Linked DNA regions of Homo sapiens: region 1 is linked to region 2. Evidence: chromatin loops called from intact Hi-C (ENCODE). Cell type or tissue: heart left ventricle. All regions are shown on one strand.

Evidence for each region. Peaks named below come from ENCODE experiments on the same cell type or tissue, not always from the same donor. Only the 100,000 strongest peaks of a DNase experiment are listed, where the experiment ranks them.
Region 1: it touches region 2 in a loop (2.2-fold over the local background); 13 of 110 quality-filtered maps call a loop at or near these places.

Annotation. Positions count from the first base shown.
Region 1 is chr3:108,210,540-108,218,539 of GRCh38, reverse strand. IFT57 (intraflagellar transport 57) reads left to right here. Exons shown (of 11, transcript NM_018010.4): 3 at 1-5; 4 at 4,519-4,609. Among named protein-coding and RNA genes, the nearest start is that of IFT57, 7.9 kb to the left of the region's middle. In heart left ventricle, no CTCF peak of the experiment used is centred here; no DNase peak of the experiment used is centred here.
Region 2 is chr3:107,952,613-107,960,612 of GRCh38, reverse strand. No RefSeq gene overlaps it. Among named protein-coding and RNA genes, the nearest start is that of LINC00636, 73 kb to the right of the region's middle. RefSeq lists a silencer at 6,584-6,784. In heart left ventricle, no CTCF peak of the experiment used is centred here; DNase peaks (open chromatin) are centred at 3,242 and 3,542; H3K4me3 peaks cover 882 bases; H3K27ac peaks cover 1,624 bases.

The DNA.
Region 1 (8,000 bases), 260 kb before region 2:
AAAAGGTAAAAATTACCCACCCTGATGATAGTAATTTTATGGGCATAGCATTTGCCTCTGAGGGTACAGAGCTGTTCAATTGAACATAAAAGAATTATTCTTTTTGACTATTCTAAATTGAAAATGCCACAGATAATTAAGAAAAGCCAGTATAGACAAAATTAGAATGTCTCACGTCTTCAAAACTAATTCTGAAGTAATGTGTTACATATTATTATGCCGTTTTCCTGTTCAAATATGTAATTATTAAAGGTTTAACTGTGACTACATATCTTTGTAAATACTGGACTTTTTTTTTAAAGTCTCTTGTACATATGTTCACACACACAAACATAGTATATACACAGAGGGAACTGATAGCTACAGATTTAAGGAAAAATGGAAATTAATACAGTACTTTAAGTGGGATTTTCTCCTTTGCTAGTAGTTACTGGGCAAGAATAATACTGAAGAAACTACCTGACACTCTCCTAGACATTGTTCATTGCTTTTGTGTCCAACCTGACAGTGCTTTATTTCTATTATTATATTATATTTATCCTATGGTATAAAATTGTTCTTTACTATTCTGACATTCTTGCTAGAAATCATGAAATCTTCACAAGTACTCTGTTAGCATAATGCTTGGTGTATCTTAGATGTTTAATAGATATTGAGCATATAGATGAAATAGAACATTTGGAAACTCAATTTATAGAGATTATAATTAGAAAACATAAATTTTATGCTTTGCAGTTTGGGATTACTAATAGGTTAGAATGTAGAAGGCACTATTCAGGTAAAATGCGAGTAAGCAGTGTTTTTTTTTTTTTAATTAGAACTAACTTCGGTAGAAAGATTATATACACACACACACATATATATATATTATTCCCTGTTAATAACATTTTAATGTATATTCAATTATATTCTTTTAGATATAATCTCCCTATTAAGTTTAATAACTTCCTTGAATTAGGTTATCATTGGGATGAGCCATATGAAATTACTCATATTCATCTATTTTTAAACTAAAAAATGGCAATTTCATATGCTTCAATCCAAACATTATTATTTAGTACAATATAAAGAATGGCTACATGGTCCATAATACTTTATTAAATTTCAAGAGAAGATAAGTTATGAGATGTGCTGCTGTATTTAGCATTTTAAAAAACTGCTAAATTAATAGACTAATATATTCTAAATTCACCAGAAGCTATGGTGTAATATCTCAACCACTATTCTATTTTGCACTTCCTTTGTTTCTCAACACATCTTATTCCTGGCCTCTGTATTGTAAGTTGGATAATTTATTTTTTAGTTTTAATTGGCACATAACTGCAAATTTTGGAGTACAATGTGATGTTTCGATACATGTGTACAATATACAATGATCAAGTTAGTGAAATTAACATATTCATCATTTCAAACGTTTATCATTTTATTGTGGCAAGAAAATTCCAAATCTCTATGAGCTATTTTCAAATATATATTATTGTTAATTAATATATAATATTGTGAACTGTAGTCACCCTGCTGTGCATTGAACACTAGAACTTATTCCTCCTAACTGTAACTTTGTACTCACCCACTTTGACCAACTTCTCCCTATTCTCCCTTCCCCCTACCCTTCCCATCCTATGGTAACCACTATTATACTCTCTACTTCTATGATATTTGTCTTTCTGTGCCTGGCTTATTTCACTTGACATAGTGTCCTCCATGCTTATACAGGTTGCTACAAATGACAGAATTGCATTCTCTTTTATGGTTGAATGGTATTCCACTGTGAAAATATACCACATTTTCTATTCAACCTTTGATGGATACTTAGGCAGATTCCGTATCTTGAGTATTGTGAATAGTGCTGCAATAAACATGGGAGTGCAGATATCTCTAACATACCGATTACATTTCTTTTGGATATATCATCAGTAGTGGGATTGTTGGATAATAGAGTAGTGCTATTTTTAGTTTTTTGAGGCACCTCCATAGTGTTCGCTATAGTGTCTGTACTAATAATTTACATACCTACCAATAGTGTTCAAGGGTTACCCCTTCTCCATATCCTCAGCAGCCTTTGTTATTTTGGGGGGCGAGGGGTTGGGTAATAGCCATTCTAACTGGGGTGAGATGATATCGTGGTTTTGATTTGCGTTTCCCTGATGATTAGTGATGTCAAGCATTTTTGCATATATCTGTTGGCCGTTTCTATGTATTTTTTGAGAAATGTCTATTAAGATCTTTTGCTCATTTTAAAAATTAGACTAGTTTTTTTGTTGTTGTTTTGCTATTGAGTTGCTTGAATTTCTTATACATACTGGATGTTAAGTTCTTGTCAGATGGGTAGTTTGCAAATATTTTCTCCCATTCTGTGGGTTGTCTCTTCACTCTTTTGATTGTTTCCTTAAGTTTGATGTAATCGCATTTGTTTATTTTTGCTTTTGTTGCCTGTGCTTTTGAGGTCTTATCCAAAAAATTCTTGCCCAGACCAATGTCATGAAGTGTTTTCTTCCACATTTCCTCTAGTAGTTTCAGTTTCAGATTGTATATTTAAGTCTTTAATCCATTTTGAGTTGGTTTTTATAAGTGGTTAGAGGTAAGGGTCTAGTTTCATTCTTTTGCATGTGGATATCCAGTTTCCCCAGTACTATTTATTTTTCTTTTTTTGTTTTTTAGCACCATTTATTGAAGAGACTGTGACTTGGATAACTTATAAGGACTATGTTTAAATGAGGAATAAAAGGAGGGAGCTGAAAAGTAGTCAACATTAGAGAATATGTCAGCTCTGTAACATGTAAATGAGATAGACGTTACATATAGATGAATTTTTTATATATCTAAATGTCAAAATGAATCCTAGAAGAACATTGCCTTTGAGATATTTTCGAATTCTAATTAATGAAAAATTAGGAAATTTATTATTTAAGATGATTGATTTAGTTCATAGTATTTTGCATATTAGTAAATGTTGATTTTTGTATTTTTTTAACATGATTGAGGCATGGGTTTTCGTTTTTAAGACAGGGTCTCACTCTGTCGCCCAGGCTGGAGTGAACCTCTGCCTGCCGGGCTCAAGCGATCCTCCCACCTCAGCCTCCCGCATAGCTGGGACTACAGGTGCACACCACCACTCCCAGCTAATTTTTTATTTTTTTTGTCAAGACAGGGTTTCACCATGTTGCCCAGGCTGGTCTCAAACTCCTGGTCTCAGACAGTCCACCTGCCTTGGCCTCCCAAAGTGCTGGGATTATAGATGTGAGCCATCACACCCAGCCAGGTACAAGTTTTTAATACAAGTTTTCTCTCTAGCTTTGTTACTGGATTAAAAAAAGGAAAAAAAATATGTTTTCATAAATAAGCCCAAATACATTTAAGTACTTTTAATATAGGAAATGTGTCATTAATCTTGATGAATAAATGATTTTTTTCAAAGTTTAATGTTAGGATCACTAATTAGATTTTGGAAATAAGAAGAAAGCTGGACTCCTTCTTATTACCTATGTTAAAATAAACTTCAGATTGATCAAAGATGTAAATATGAAAAGTAAAACTATAGAAGTATTAAAAGACCAGAGGAGTATAGAGGTTGTGGTATGACAGAAAGCCTCTAATATATGATGTTAAAGCTAGGGTCTGTGCAGGAAAAGGTTACCAACTCTATCTAAGAAGAACTATAACAATCTTGAATAGCCAAGATTATAAGTAATACACTAGGGGAACAATTTTTGAGAGGTTAGGCAAAACATTAATTTTCTTAATATACAAAAAGCCAAAAAGTAAATGGTATAAATAGACATTTCACCTAAAAAGAAGTGCAAATAAGCAATTAAAATATGACAAGATATTCAATCACTTTCATGCTAAAGAAATGCAGTTAAAACAAGAATGAGATTTTTTTTCACTTGGTTGATTGGCTAAAATTAAAGTTTGTATTATATATCATATTGGTGAATATATGGAGATGGAGTTACTCTCCTTCAGTATTGTTTGGAGTCTAAATTAGGGTAACATTTTGGAAGCCAATTTTGGCAGTATATAGCAAAACAATACTGTACAAAGTTGTTTACCCTGCCATTTCACTTGAACAAATTTATTCTAAATGGTATGTGTAATGATAAATGTACAAAGATGATCTTTGCAATATTGTCCAGCAAAATAATTAGAAACCTCTATGTTCAGTCATAGGCTGCCAATTACATTAATTATGGTATTGATTGTTCAATGAAATACAGTGCTTGTATGTAAAAAATAATGAGAAATACATATGTATTTAAATATGGTGTATTAGTGAGAAGCATTAAGTTGGATAACACCATGCATAGTATCATCTCATTTTTTATAAATTTGGAGATAAACACTTTTGCTTTTTACATAGAAAGTTTTAGGAAAAATACATGAAACATTTAACAGTGATTATGGAAGCGGAATGAAAAAGGACAAAACCTGGCATAGAGGACATGATATTTGCATTATGATTTTTTTGTCTTACTAAATATTAAAATTATCACCTCATGTTTAATCTTATTATTTTAGGCCAATATACCCAGTAGAAGAATTAGAAGAAGAAAGCGTTGCAGAAGATGATGCAGAATTAACATTAAATAAAGTGGATGAAGAATTTGTGGTATGTGTGTAGCTGAACTTTCTGTTCATTTTCACCTTTCGGCCACTTCCCATTCTCTTAATTTCCCCCAGACTTCCATTATCTGGAATATATTTTATTTCATTGTTTCTAAAGAAGAAAAGCTTTTAAATACAGTGCTGAGTATCATCATTTAGACCTTTGGTTAAGTTAATGTTTGTATTCTCTAATGATTGAGGTCTGAATTTTAGCAGAGGTTCTTGAACTGTTCAGGGAAATATATACCACTAGTTATATGAGTAAATACTTTATTAACCATTCATGATGTTAAATAGACTGTGACTAATAAAGAATTTAAAACAGAACAAAAGAATTTAGGATTAATAAATTCTGCTTTATACGCATACCATTCATTTCTAAGGAATTCCTTTATTCATCTACAATTAGGATGAGTAGGAATTTTTTAATGCTTTTAAATGATCAACATTATTTAAGTTGTTTGGCAGAATCTACAACTTTTTACATGTTTTACATGCCATCCATAGTGTGCAGCTAAAGATGACAGAGACAAAATAACTTTTTCTCAAGATAATTCTCAGAACTAGAATTAGATTGACCCTGGTATTTTAGGAAGTGTGCTTGTGATTTGAAGCAGAAATGGTTGGGGGAAAAAACAAACTTTATAGTATACAGCTGACCCTTGAGCAATGTGGGGGTTATGGGCATCGGCCCCCACACAGTTGAATATCCACATATAACTCTGGACTCCCAAAAACTTTACTAATAGCCTACTGTTGACTTGAAGCCTTACCAATAACATAAAGAGTTAACACATATTTTGTCTATGTATTATATACTGTATTCTTACACTAAAAGTAAGCTAGAGAAAAGAAAATGTTACTAAGCAAGCCATAAGGGAGAGAAAACATACATACTATTAAGTGGAAGTAGATAATCATAAAAGTATCTTCCCTGTCTTCATATTGAGTAGCCTAAGGAAGAAGAGCAAGAGGAAGGGTTGGTCTTGTTGTCTCAGGGGTGGCAGAAATGAAAGAAAATTTGTATTTAAGTGGACCCATGCAGTTCAAACCCGTGTTGTTCAAGGGTCAACTATATTTTGCTGTCATAAACCAATTAAAATTTTTAGGTGATTTTTAAAATCAATAGATAATTAGTTTAAAATAAGTAAGTAATTGAAGTTTGGCATTGAGGTTAGTATAGTATAGTATTTAAGTTAGTATATGCATAATTTTAATAGCAAATGCTGAAAAATAACTATTAAATAGATTAGATGCTATCTGAATAGAGTATTATATAGCCATTTGTATTAGTCCATTTTGTGTTGCTGTAAAGGAATACTTGAGGCGCTGGGTAAGTTATAAAGAAAAGAAGTTTATTTTGGCTCACAGTTTTGCAGACCATACAAGAAGTGTAGCACCAGCATCTGCTTCTGGTGAGGGCCTCAGGAAGCTTACAATCATGGTAAGACAAAGTGGGAGCAGGCACCTCACATGGCCAGAGAAGAAGCAGAGGAGGGGAGAAGGACCAGAGACAGAGGAGGGGACATATATCCAAACTATATCACCATTGAAAATTGTTGGGTGGGCATGCTGGCTTATACCTGTAATCCCAGCTCTTCGGGAGGCGGTGGGAGGATTGCTTCAGGCCAGGAGTTTGAGACTAACCTGGGCAATAGAGTGAGTCCTCATCTCTACCAAAAGGAAAAAAGAAAAAAATGCCAGGCATGGTGATTGCTTCAGGCCAGGAATTTGAGACCAACCTGGGCATTATAGTGAGTCCTCATCTCTACCAAAAAAGAAAAAAATGCCAGGCATGGTGGTGCATGCCTGTAGTCCTAACTACTCAGGAGGCTGAGGTGGGAAGATCGCTTGAGCCCAAGAGTTTGAAAGTGCAGTAAGCTGTGATCATGCCACTCCACTACAGCCTGGGTGACAGAGCAAGACCCTGTCTCTACAAAAAATGTTTACAAAGTTTACAAAGAAAAATACAAAGTTACTGACATGGGAATGTAACTTATACTATATGCTATAAAATTAACTGAGATGATTCCAAATTTTATGTTGATATAACATTAACTATGTAAAATACGTTAAAAATAAATATATTAGCATTAATTATGGGTAGGAGAATTATGGATGATTGTTTTCTATGCTTTGTATTTTTAAGGTTTTCAACATGTATTTTTAACAGCAATGTAAATAAACATTATTTAATATATGTAAAAAAAGATGACTGTCATTTACAGAAGGAAAAAGACCATTGTAAAACTTATCAGTTTAAAAGATGTTTTTTAATGTGATGGATTTTAAAGGTCAAGACAAAGATATATTCATTCATTCTGCATATACTTATTGAGCACTTGTTATGTAGCAGGCAGTGGCCAAGGCCCTGACTGTGTAGCATGTGCCAAAGCTTTGAAGGCAGAAAGAAACTTAGCATGATCAAGGAACTTAGAGAAAACTACTGGGGCCAGAGCTCCTAAGTGAGGGGGAGGGTGGCATAAGATTAACTGGGAAGATAGACCAAGTTCAGATTGTTTTGGGCATGAAAAGTAGTTTAGGCTTTATTCTTTGTGTAACAGATCTTTCCGTTCAAGCTCAGAAATTAAGTACTCATATATTCCTAGTTGTTCACCTTATTTATTCCCTCATCTTGTCGTCTTAATAACTATTTAATAGTTATGAATAGTTTATGAACAGATACCTGGTTCTAGTACATTAACATTTAACTTCAAAGGCATATAACTAAGAACTGCTAGTCTGAGGAATAAAAAACAAACCCACTAGTCAGGAGGAAAATATCTGCAAGCGCAGAAACCATGTGTAATTTTTCTTATTGTTGTGTCTCCAGCTTATTGTGCAGGGCCTGGTGCATAGTACATACTCATTAAATATTTGACCATAAAATCAAACTATCGGCACATCGTTGTATAACATTTAGAAACTATAGCTCATTTTAAAGCTAGGAACCCTTTAAAGTTCAAGGCACCATGATTGGGGGTGTGAATTTAGAGAAATATACTGGAAAGCAGCCTCTTCACACATTTCTTCCCAGCCATGAGGTAAAGACCTTCTACTATCATAAGAGCAAACTGAAGGCCTTCCTCAAAGGGGTTGGCCCTGAGGCTATTCATTCCCTTGCATCAAGTCTCTTGAATTTCTTTTCTTCTTTATTGTCATCATATTATTCTAAGGAGCCCTCTTTTACTTCTACTCCTCTCTTTAAGGAGGACTGGGTCACCACCAAGAAGACTTTTGATGGTGGGATAACATGATTCTGTTGTCTGAGTTTGTGGCGTTGCTCAAGGATGGTAAAGGTTGGCCAGGTGTGGTGGCTTACACCTGTAATTCCAGCACTTTGGGAGGCTGGGGTGGGCAGATCACTTGAGGGTAGGAGTTTGAGATTAGCCTGG
Region 2 (8,000 bases):
TGCTTGGTCTTTTCTAACCTAGCCTCAAAAATCATGCAGCATTACCTCTACCATTCTCCATTGGTTGGAGATGTCACAGACCCCATTCAGACCCCTGGGAGGGGGACATAGGCACCACCTTCTGATGAATGGAGGTTCAAAGGATTTGGGGGCCATTTTTGGAAACTGCTATAGTATGATACACTGGAATCAGCACCAATTCTAGAAAAATCTTGGCATGTGTCTTGGCTCTACCATTTTCTGCTTGTGTGGTTATGACCTATAATCTCTCTTTGCTTTAGTTTTCTCAATAGCAATATGGAGGATGACAATGCTTTTTAATAAAACTCCTTTGAATGCAAGGAATAGAGACTCATTCGTATTACCAAGGGTTGCCAGAAAAAAAGAAAAGCAGACTAAAAGCAGGAACTACAGCTGTCCCGGAACTGGAGGTGGATCTTCATGACCTTAACAGTAGGAGGTCATGGAATCTCACTCTAGTGCTCTTGAATCTATCTGACTTGGCTATTCTCTACCTTTCATTTTCTCCCTCCTACTCCCTAATCACCTTCTGCTGTCTCTTTGTCTCTTCCTTATCACTTCCGCTGACTCATAGTTTTTGCTCTTAGAACTTCAGCTAGCATCATGGCCTCTGCCACATCTCTCTACATTAAGACATTTCAACATCAGCTCTCACCACTCTCTTACTCTTTGGGAATTTCTTGGTTCAAATTCTCAGGAAAGGGATAATTTGCTGGCCTCAGAGTGGATTGTGTTTGGGTCACATCCTTTTCCTGTTCATTTAGCAACCACTCTTGTGTAAAGAATAGCTTAGCTCTTAGCAATTCAAGATGTAAGGAAATACAAGCACGCCAGCATATTAATGTATATTAGCTGGCATAGTCCAGTGGAAATGTCTACCTCAAAGGACTGTGGTGTGGATCAATTTAAATAAGGAAAGTAGGAGGTACTATAAAATACAAAACATATTAAGGAGATGTGATGCCAGGTTTTAAACACTGCTGTGGTTTAAATGTGTTCCCAAAAAGTTCATGTGTTGGCAATTTGGTCCCCAGTGCAACAGTTTTAAAGGTGGAATCATTTGGGGGTAATTAGGTCATCATGAATGGGTTAATCCATTAGTGGATTAATGAATTAATGAATCAATGGGTTATTGAGGGAGTGGGCTAGTTATCATGAGAGTCGGTTTGCTGTAAATGCCTTCTTGGCTGTCTCTCACGAGCCCTCTTGCCATGTGATGCCCTGTGCCACCTCGAGGCCTGCAGAGAGTCCCAGCCAGCAAGAAGGCCCTCATCAGATGTGGCTCTTAGACCCTAGGCTTCCCAGACTCCAGAGATGTATAAAATATATTTTTTTAAATAAATTACCCAGTCTGTTGTATTCTGTTATAGCAATGCAAAACAGACTATGACAAACATACATTTAAATGTATCCACAGATTTATTTTGTAATAATCAATACATCAAGTTAACATCCTTGGTAATTAGCCCAGCAAATTGATATTTATAGATTAATGTTTTGTTTCCACAAATGATCATTGCAACCATTCTTCCTTAGCATCCAGCCATATGCTAGCTATGTCAGGACCTCCACCAGTTGAGACTGAATCTTGCAAGTCTCAAGCAATTAGGCATTCAAATGAATGCTGTGCTAATATATAGATTTTAGCATTGTATTTTCTTGGGTTCTTTTTAAAAAGGGGAAACTCAAAAATTATTCTTTGTTCAATAATAAAGGCTTGACAATGCATCTGTTTCTAAGTGCATGCAGTATCTACTCAAATCTGTATTGGAAAATTACACTGTAAATGCTTTGTAGGCTTTTTTTTTTTCTTACTCATTTTCAGTCTCTCACAGTCTCTCACTTCTTAATCAATTCCTATTTTCTCAACACAGACTGCATTGCCACCAAGCTATCAAGTAATAACTTTTTTAGAACTCAGAATGAAAAGAAAAAGCCCAACCAAACAAACAAACAAGAATGAAGCTTCAGGAACCCTTTTCTCCTGTACCGGTACACGAAGTCATCCATCTCTGCCACAGTGGTGGTTGAATTCAGATAGGCACCTGATATGCTGATTGAAATTTTTTAGTTCAAGGTTTTTTAAGAATCTAAAATAAATTTCCTTTTCCTTGTCTTCAGGAAAGCCTACAAGTACCAAATCCAATTATGAGAAAAATGTAATTTCCCTTTTGGTCTATGACACAGCACAACAGTTATCTGTGGATGTTTAAAAAAATGCATGAAGTAGGATTCTCTTGGTTCACACCAGATAAAGTCCCCAGGAAAGTGATCCATAGTTGGCATCATTTGCTGACATTCATGTGTGATTCAACACCTCTAGACAATGATTTGGGGGAATCTGTTTTTCTATTATAAGCCAGACTTTGTCTTCTTGATAGAAACTGAAAGGATCAGCATTCCCAGCTTTTAAAGTAGATGCTTCCTGTGAGACCCAGCGCCCAGAAGCCACTCACAGACCCTTGCGGGTGTCTCTTCACATGCTGTTCAGTGCCATTGTAGAGATGAGGCATCCAGGTGACTGACGAATTTCTCACTTGTCCTCTGGCTGCTTTTGCATCTGTGGATACAGTCTCTGTATTTATAGGCGTGATTAGATTGAGAATTCTTGGGTCAACCACTCACAGATTGTATCAAAAACAATCAATCTAGTTTGACTGTCTTAACATTTTGGCTATTTTTGTTGTTAAGGCAAGCAGATCTGATGAAGTGTTCACTCCTTAGTTTGATGTTCAGCAATTGTCTGTCATGGTTCTGAAGTTGGAGGGAAAAAAAAGTAAAAATCAACTGTCAAAACAGTCAATCCAGTCGTGAATTTCTCCCTGACACCAGAGAGCATTGCTTCTCTTCTCCCTCCCCCTTTCTTCCCTCCTCCTCCTCCTTTCCTTGGGTCTGTCCCTCCCACAAACAGTTTCTCTTCTCCAGTGATGTTGATAAAAGGCAGAGAAGGAAGATATTTTAGGTTTGCAAAAGCTTACATTCTCCTCAAAGATTTCCCTTTCCTTTGTTTCGATGTTGATTATCTTTTGCTATTGAGTAGTACTGAAAGGATGGCTACACTGTATGTATGGAAAATGTGTATCTTAATGGAGAATTTAGGCAGAAGTGTCCTCTGCTTTCTCTTTCAAGATGAATTCCACTTTTCAGGGCGCACAGTTCCAAAGCCAGTGAGAGGGAGGCGGCTGGCTTGCAAAATCCTTTCCTGTCCCTGAGCCCGCTCCAACCTCCTTGGAACAGAAGAGCTCTGAGTCTGGCCCTGGTGTGGGATGTGGCTGGCTTTCCAAGTTGGGAAATGTGTTAGTAATTACTTTTTACTGCTGTCTCCATTTGTGTTTCCAGACTTTTCCCCCTCAGCCGGTGTTTTTCTCCACCCAGCTTCCTATGTCATTCTCACTGCTAATCTAACCTTGGCTCCTTTCCTCCAGAAACGTTTGACCTTGTGCAAGAACTTGGCATCCACTTCTGTCCTCCTTCTTCCCTAGAAGGGAAGCGCTGGACTGGGATCATTAGCATGAGCAGGCAGTGCTGCCAGCTGCCCGCCTGTGTCCTCTGGGCTCCGGCTGGTACAACAGTAGCCCCCATTTTCTGAGCAAAAGGGTGGTGGCCACTGGTTGTCAGGAGACCTTGTCCAACATTTTGTTTCAAGATGGTGTTACCAGGGATGTGGACTAAGTAATTAGCTCCTTTAATTGAAGGAACTTACAGGAAAAAATGTAGAAGCAATAAAACCTCTTTAGTTCACACATCCTTGCTTTGGATTTGAAAGAGCTCAGTCGATATTTTTTATGAAGACATGATACTCTGCATTAATTTGAATCTGGAAAGGGTTACAAGGAAACTGGGAGTTGTTTAACCTGCTTAAGAGAACAAACTTTGCAATCACTTAAGAAATGCTCACATTTCTTCCTTCTGTTGATAAGCTGATTACATACCACTTTTATCTTTCCATTAATTAAGTCCCCAAGGACAAATACCATGCATAGTTTTATAACTGAAATACCATCATATAGATACTTGAAATTAATACTACTTCAGTTCTTTAAAAATACTCCACAATTCCATATTTTCACTAATTCAGTCCAAACTTTCTTGATTAAACTGAACAAGTGTGATTTTACCATATCTGTTTGTGAGTGTATGTTCCTGGAGTTTATAGAATATAGCTATTTTTGTAAAATGCCTTAGGTTATAGGGATTTGGTATAGAGCTGGAAATTGGTTGCGTAGGGATGGTGATAGAAGCTGAGGGTGGGAACAGTGACTAGTCATTTACAGTACGCATTCAATATAACCCAGACTATGAAGGGGTATACGAAGTACAAAATTGTGGATAATCTATTCTATTCCTTTATTTATTGGACGGGGAGAGGGAAGAAACTTACAGGAGGGAGCAACTGTATGGGTCCAAGTGATAAGGTCTTTATATATTAGGAGATTCATATCCAGAGATAGGATTTCTCCATCTCATTCCTCTCAGATAAATGAAAAATCGGACTGTTTTTCTGATAATGAGATTTTTCCCTACCCCTACGTTGGAGGACTAGCTTTTTAGTTCAACATAAGCTTTCAGTAATGCAGTATACTACATATGGCCAGAAAGAGTGGATGTGGGAGCAAAAGCATCAGCTCTAGAGCTAAAGCCCTGGCTTGCATACTGGCTTTCCCAGTTATAAGCTGTAAGATCTTCAGTGTATAAATTATAGTAAGTCAAAACTTTGTCGTAGAAAAATACGAAGATACACGTAAAATTTTATTATTAATGAGGGAAGCATTAGGATTTTAAAATTGATTCCAGAATCAAAAAGACTAAATGTATATTTACAGATAGATAAATAGGTAGATAGATAATGTCCTCTGACATTATACTTTTTATTGAACAGAAATCATTTGCATTTTTATCAAACAAAAATCTACCAGCTAACCACAGATTCATAGACTCTCGTCCTAATCAATAGTAAACAGTAAATCAAACAAAGGTGTAGTCTCCAATAGAATTAATAATCCCCTGGGCCCAGTTTGATATTGAAAGGATATATAGGCATCTTTTTGCCTATTTTCAGGTTTGAGGTAATGTTTTTCAACAGGAGGTAGGGCAAATTACTTCATCTCTCTGAACCTCTGAAAAAAGAATATAACAACATCTACCTTACAGGTTGCTGCAAGATTAGCAGAAAATCAAATATCTAAAGCACCTCCCATGTCAACCTAAATAGCAGAGAGAGGCTCTCTAAAAGAAAATTATGTTTATTTGGGAATCGAGTATTGCAATGGGAATACACGTGCCATAGTAAATTATATGCGTATTAAGGGAAGTAAAGGGAGACAAGGGTTTTTAAAGAAGAAATGAGGAGGACTATTACAGAATTGTTTTGAGGCAATTATCCTTGGCTACAAAAATCAATAACAAGGTGGCGCCTGTCTGAGGTTGACAGGCAGTTGCTGGGCAGATGTCCTTGCAGAAGTATTTTTTGTGTAAGGTTATGGTGGCTTTTGCACAAAGTTGTGGTTTTTGCAGAGTCTTTTGTGGTGGTTTTATTTTTGGGCATACGAGCATGAGAACCCTCTCTTCATAGCCTTCTCCAGCTATATATGTTAGGGTTTTTTGTTTGTGTGTTGGTTTTTTAACATGACTGACTCCATTCTGATTCTGACAACTTTCACACCTACAATACCTCAATAAAGGGTAATTCTCACCTCTTCCTGTATTCTCCTTACTCCAGGTTATCTGACATTTTGCCAATCAGTTCTCTTTCAATTGGTGCTTTCACATATAACCAAAATAATAACTGAAGACTATGATGATAACACTGAGATTCTTCGCAGTCACTGTGTCATTACAGATAAAACTGTGTTTTCAGCATAGTATCAATGTTAGGTGTAATTGATTATGGTCTGCATTAAAAAAAAAACTCATTATCCATGGACATTGACTTAGTTGAAACAAAATAGTTAACCAAAACCATATCTTCCAGATTATTAAGCATAAAGGAAAATTCTAGCAAGGGTTTTTACCTGGAACACCAACTTGAATTCAGAAGTGCCTTTGTCAAGCAGTAGATTTGAACAAATGTTCTCTACATCTCCTTCCTATTCTAGGATTTTATAAAAAATGTGTAGAAAGGATACCTAAAAAAAATAATATGCAGAAAGGAGAAAGCCCATGCATTTTAATCACCAGGAAAAAGAACTACAATAGTGTATTAAAAATAATGAAAGTGGTGATCATATTTTTATTTCTTCAAAAACATGTAATTATGAACAATTACAAATATATACAAAATTAAAAAAAAAAACACTCAGGTACCCACTACCCAGATTTAACACATCTTAACATTTTGCCATGTCTCCTTAAGGTTTTCTTTTTCTTTTTTTTTTTTCATAAATAAAGAAAATAAGATAAAGCTAAACCTCTCTTCCTGTCTATTTCCTCCTGTAAACACATCTAATAGCATTAATTTAAGCGTACCCTTAGAATGACCCTATCTGGCAGATGCACCTGAATGTGTGCTCTGAGTTAGAGAATCCAGGAGTGACCAGCCCAGAGATTCATTCCTTGTCTATGAGGAACATCTGAGCCCCCTGCCTGTCCCATGGAACACGGGCTGTTAGGGAATTGAGGCCCTGAGTTTTGGGTTAAATGAAGGTTGCCAGATAAAGGTCGTTAGGGGGAGGGTATTAAGTGAAGATGCCGTATCAGCTGCATGCTGTTTGCAAGTGGTTGTGGTTTTCCTGTCCAGCCCACCACCACTTGACAGTATGTAAGCCTCCAATAAAACCCCATGTTTTGTATGTAAGCCTCCAGTAAAACCCCATGTTTTGTATGTAAGCCTCCAGTAAAACCCCATGTTTTGTATGTAAGCCTCCAATAAAACCCCATGTTTTGTATGTAAGCCTCCAGTAAAACCCCATGTTTTGTATGTAAGCCTCCAGTAAAACCCCATGTCTTGTTTGCTGGCTCCCAGTCTCTTCTTCAGCCTCTTGAATCTGGTGCCATCCCTACTGAGGTTGATAGGGGTTTGGCACGACACCTCCCTACTCCCCTATCTCCCAAGAATTACCATTATTCTGAAGCTGATCTATGCATGGCAATGTTATGTGCCCATAACAATAGATAGTAAGATTTTATGAGATTTTGGGATCTGTCCAAGTGCTGTCATGCGGTATACATCCTGTTCAAATTACCTGTTTTTCACTCAACATTTCTTTTTGAACTTTATCTGTTCAGACACATCTAGATGTATTAGATGCATTCCAAAATGTAATTATCTCACAATTTATTGAACCATTTCTTTACTGAGTTATTTCCTTCAGTGTTTTGCTATAGCAACTCTGCCAACACTACCTTTATATACACAAAGGGTTTCCTAGATTATAGGGAATGTATATCTTCTACTTTAGTAGATATTGCCAAATTGCCCTCCAAAGTGATTATACTGATTTATCTGTTTACTAACATGCATATTTTCATGTAATTTTGGCTATGTGCCTTTTTGACGAGTTGGCTTTTCATAATCTGTGCCCGTTTTCCTATTGGATTGTTTCATAGTGATTTGCAAATATATATATATATATATTCTTTTGATGGTTGCATGCATTGAAAAGATTTTCTCCTTGTATTTGGGTTGTACTTTTAATTAGTTCATTTAATATGTATTATTTTAACTTGAATGTAATCAATGTTTCTATCTTGAGAGGTAGTATAGAGCCAGAATGCCTGGGTTCAACTGACACCTCTACCACTTACCACACAAGATATGGAAGATAATAGTCTCTCTAGGCCTCTGTCTTTTATGAAGATTATAATAATAACTGCTTCATAGGTTTTCATGAGAATTACAAGAGTTAGTTAGATTATATATTCAGAATATTGTATAGTACATAGAATAGCTTAATAAATATTGGCTTATTATTATTTTACTTTATGGTTTGTACTTTTTATGTCTCATTTAAGAAACACTTATCTTCCCTGATATAAAAACA